Regions from separate parts of the Mus musculus genome. Here region 1 is linked to region 2. A link is a loop called in an ENCODE intact Hi-C map of the cell type or tissue named here. Cell type or tissue: left cerebral cortex. All regions are shown on one strand.

Evidence for each region. Peaks named below come from ENCODE experiments on the same cell type or tissue, not always from the same donor. Only the 100,000 strongest peaks of a DNase experiment are listed, where the experiment ranks them.
Region 1: a loop joins it to region 2, with 7 times the contacts of the local background. A loop is called at or near these places in 4 of 42 quality-filtered maps.

What each region holds. Positions count from the first base shown.
Region 1 is chr3:117,787,575-117,790,074 of GRCm38, reverse strand. All of the region lies in intron 8 of Snx7 (sorting nexin 7), which reads left to right. Among named protein-coding and RNA genes, the nearest start is that of Gm52614, 67 kb to the left of the region's middle. In left cerebral cortex, a CTCF peak has its summit at 1,084 (motif pointing right); a DNase peak (open chromatin) is centred at 1,074.
Region 2 is chr3:116,903,101-116,905,600 of GRCm38, reverse strand. Frrs1 (ferric-chelate reductase 1) reads right to left here. Exons shown (of 17, transcript NM_009146.3): 17 at 1,851-2,500. The coding sequence ends at 2,440. Among named protein-coding and RNA genes, the nearest start is that of Frrs1, 43 kb to the right of the region's middle. In left cerebral cortex, a CTCF peak has its summit at 1,254 (motif pointing left); a DNase peak (open chromatin) is centred at 1,246; H3K27ac peaks cover 556 bases.

The sequences.
Region 1 (2,500 bases), 880 kb before region 2:
CCAAATTAGACATTCAAAAGTAGTAATCCACGTCACTATTCTACATAATTGTGCCTTTTAAAAAAATTTTGGCTCTTATAATTAGTAAACATTTTTGGTATTTTGGAGTTTTCTGCTGTCTCTAAGCTTCTATTAAAATAGTCTCCTCGCCACTTTATGTCCTGTAATATAATCATTTCTCAATTATCCATGCTAACGAGAATGAGTTCATATATACCATGAGGGGGGGAAACATAAGCATCTGCCTTTGTTAGACTTTGAACAAGGCTTGCATTTCTGAGACTTAGCTCTTTAGAGATTTAGTAGGAAGAGGCTAGGATGGATTCAATACTTTAGAAAATACAGAGGATATATACAAGGGTATCACATCTTAAAAGGGGTGAGTCAGCTAATGAAAAATTTAGAATTGGCTGTCAGCATTGCTACATACCTATTAGAAAATGCTAATCATGTTCCGATGATGTTCATTGGCTCATAGGTAAGTGCAAAATAACGTGCAAAATAACGATCTTCTCCTATGTCCCACCAGACACTCGTGCTTACATATATACACACCCCCATGCACACACACACTCACACACATACACACCCCCATGCACGCACACGCTCACATACATACACACGCACCATAAGCCTTTAGCAGAACGAAAGAAGAAAGCATGGGAGATGCTTTAAAATGAAGTACCAAAATAGTATTGCTGTGCTTTGATCAATTATTTAATGAGAAGAAAGGTGAATGTTTTCACTATCATTATCTGTAGGTCAATATATGGTTAAACAAAAATAAGCTTGAGAAAGTAAACTTGGAAATGGCCACTTCTAAGCTGATGAGCCTCGTGTAATTGGCCGATTACATCAAAAGCCAATTTTGGAGTGAGGAGAATACAGGAGTTGACAGACTGTGAATGCAAATTCAGGCCCTTGGATTGGTTTCTCCAAGAAATATTTGTAATATTTCACTGCCCCAGTAACCCATGTGCAGAAGTGAGAAAGATCAAATAAATAGTACCTGAGCCACCTCTGCCTTTGTCTGCCTTTGAGTTAGGCATACACAGAAGACTACGGAATAATAAATAAGTGGGCCACGAGATGGCGTCTGTAGCTAATGAGTCTTTTTACTTTAACCCTTGCAGCTGCTGAGCTGCGCACACACAGCTTACATTGTAATTGCAGAAAAGCAGTGTTTAAGTCCTGTTATTTTAAAGTTGCTCATATTTCTCAGGTTAAAACTTGCAAGATAGCTCTCAGAATCTGCATTTAGACTTTTACAAAAGTGAGGTTCCTCTTCCCAGTTCTCTTCCTGTTTGTATGGTTTGGTTTGGTTTGATTTGGTTGTTTCTGCTGTGTGTTTGTTTGTTCTTCTTTTCAGCAGTACAGGGAATTGAACTCTGGGCCTTTCGAAGGCCAGCAAGTTTTCTGCCACTGAGCAACATGCAGAATATTTGAATATTAGCACATTTTTGTTTTGAAGCAGAGACTCACTGGCTTGCCCAGCCTGGCCTTGAACACTCTGTGGTCTATCCATGCTTTGAAGTTGCAATTCTCCTGCCTATCTGATATTAGGTTTTGTGCCACCAGGCCTGATTACTTGTTTTACTTGAGTCTGAAACTGCAGTATAGAAAACAGGCTTCAAAGCTCCTAAATGAAAGAAAAGCTGCAGACTGAACGTCTACCACTTAAGAAGCAGTCATTCAGTGTAGGCTAAGAGTAGTAACTATGGTGATGACTGAAATGATGTCTCATGTGCCTCTGGGTGTTGCTTTTGGAAACCATATGATGGTAATTATCCTGCAAATACCAAATACTTGGGGGAGTGCTTAAAAATTTATGGTCACTATATTTTATAATGTCTCTAGGTAAGCAGAACTAGACAAAATTGTAAATCTTATGTAATTCCGTTCACCAATTTCTTGTTAGCCTCAGTCAGACTCTGGAACCTTCCTTTTTAGTGTAAACCCATTTATTCTACAAGTGGGTAAAAACGCCAAGCAAGACAGATAGTCACAGTGTGGCATAGACCTCCTTACATTCCACAAGGTGACACAAGTTCGATACCAACTCCTAGATGTGGACACTTCTGAGGAAAGCTGTTGCATCTACGGGAACATTCCTGTCAGCACTGAATCTTTATAAAGCTTGATCACATCTGCTTGTGGGATTACCGTGCACCTGGGAACTAAGGAGACATTTGCCTGTTCTGGTAGCAAAATGTCATCACCTCTGCCGAAGCAGCAAGGGACTTACTCTAAAACTAAAAGTTAGTTTTGGAATTAAAGCTCACCTTTCGTAGCATCTTGTGTTCGTACTTTGGGTCTGTTTCCCAGCTACTGTCTCAGAGTTCTCTGCTCTCGGAGAGTTTTAGTGTTTGCCCTTTGGCTATAGAACACAGTCACCTTGGGAGAATACTTGCTGGATTTTCGCTTACAGAGGATTTGTGGTGAACCTTGTTTTCAGTTCCGCCCCATCCTGGCTAGCACACATCTACCACCTTACTTAGCC
Region 2 (2,500 bases):
CCTGAAACTCTCTTATAGACCAGATTGGCCTTGAACACACAGAGATCCTCCTGCCTCTGCCTCCCAAGATCTGGGATCCACACCCAGCTGTCCGTTATGTAAAATCCTTTTTCTTCAATTTAATTTATGTATTTACATCCCAAATGCTGCTCCCCCCCCCCAAGCCTCTCCTCACAGGGTTCCTCCTCTCATCCCATCTCCCCTTCACCTCTGAGAGGGTACACCTCCATCTTAAAGGACTAATAAAAAAAATTTTTCTTTTGAAAAATGCATTATATTGCCCTTGGCATCAGAAGTCCAGCAAGTTCACCTATCTGCAAACTGTACCTAAGCAAACCTTAACAAAAAAGGTGGAAACCCTTTCCTGAAAAGAACTTTTCCTTGTCTGTTATTGAACAGGACTGGTTAAGACATATGTTTTAGCCTTTAGTGGCTTACAATGGAAAACTGAAAGAAATTTTTTTCATATAGATTTAAATTGTTGCTGTGTCATTTCTCCAGTGTGAGGATGGAGGCATGGCTTCACACACTCTGCTCAAGCACGGTGCCACTGAGCCACATCTCCAGACCTTTTTCTTTTGAAATAAATTCATTCTCAAGGGATAGTATAAACCGTAATGTGCCATTCATTGACCATGAGCACAGGAAATTCCTACCTGAACCCTGTGCTATTTTTAGCTAAAATCTATGTAGAGAAAATCAGAACGTTTTCACTTTATTGGTTAGAAATAAAAGCATGGAGCTGGGGTCATTACTCAGAGATGAAGATGGGGTTCTGGGGCCAAGCAGAAATGATATCATCAGCTGAAAAAGTATCTGAAAAATAAAATATATTCTACCAATTATTTTGCTTGTTTCCTTTGCCTAAGAAAATTATCTTCATTTGCAGCAGGGTCAGAAGGATACAAAAGAAAATATCAAACAGTCATTATAAATAATCAAAGAAAACAAATAAAAGTTAAGTCAGAAAGTATTAACACCAGTCATTAAGTTTCTAGCACCTATTACAGAGAGAGAGAGAGAGAGAGAGAGAGAGAGAGAGAGAGGGAGAGGGAGAGGGAGAGGGAGAGGGAGAGGGAGAGGGAGGGAGGGAGGGAGGGAGAGAGAGAGAGAGAGAGAGAGAGAGAGAGAGAGAGAGAATTCAGAGCATATGATGTAAGGAAATAGTCCCATAATAAAAACACTTAGTGGCAACAGAACAAATGAGTCCTCCGGTATTACAGCGCCACCCACTGGCTGTAAGTCCTCACAGCAGAGATAGAAAATACGGAGTAGGAGGAAACACACGGCCTGTGCTGTCACTAGAGCACCAGGGATGTCTTCCAAAGGAACCCATCCATGTTAGTGTATCTTCAAGAGACAAGAACACTTGCTGGATCCGTTCACAAGGGTGAGGTTTAGCAACTGAGAGATTCGCAGCTTTGTTCTAGCTCCTATAAGGACTGATCTCACGGCTGAAACAGGACATAAGATGTCGTTTCAGCTCCACAAAGGAAAAATAAATGAGATCTCTAATCAGGGGCACCTACCTGCATTTAACTGCTAAAGGAAATATAGTATCCGTAATATAACTACATGTTAAGGAAATGCCCACTGAATAAATCAACAGCTACCTTTAGACAGAAATACTGAACACAAAGGAGAAAATCTCCTAACTGCTGGTCGGAAAACGTGTTTAGTTTTTTTTCTTGTAGGTTTTACTTGTTTGGTGTGTGTGTGTGTGTGTGTGTGTGTCTGTGTGTGTGTGTGTCTGTGTGTCTGTGTGTGTGTGCGCATAAAATCAAAATGTAGTAATTTTTTTTTAAACTCTAAGACAAAATCTTTTAAATAAACTAGTCAAACATAAATGTAGTCTTTAAAGTACCATAGCAGCATCGTCATGAAAATTACAGTTCCCTTAAAACCAGATATAGTGGTGCACACCTGTAAACCACCCAGGAAACAGAGGCAGGCAGATCAGAGGTTCAGGGTTATCTTTGGTTATACAACTGGTTAAAGGCCAGCCTGGGCTACACCAAACCTGTCTCATTCCCAAAGACACAATCTCCATTTATTCTTTCTTTTCTCTTTTTTCTTTCTTTCTTTCTTTCTTTCTTTCTTTTTTTTTTTTTTTTTTTTTTTTGCCTGAGATAATTGTCTTCATCTGCTATCCATTCCAGTTTACAGTTTTAAATCTGGCATGAGATGCTGAGAGTCATGTCATCTCAGGTACAATGTTCCCTTAGGGATGCAGAATTACACATAAAGGCCCAGGTTATTTAGCCCACTTGAATGTGAGCTGGGAAACCCAGACTTCAGCGTTCCTCGATAGCGATGCCCATGGGTCTTCGGACTTAGTAGGTGCTGCAGGTGGTCGGCACAAGCTTCAGGTCTCTCCTCATTTTAATGATCATCATGACCCAGGCCCACAAAAAATAAAAAATAAAAGTCTTTTTGTGCTCATATGTGGTTGATTGCAGATAAGAATATCGAGAGAAAAATCACATTCCCACATATGTAA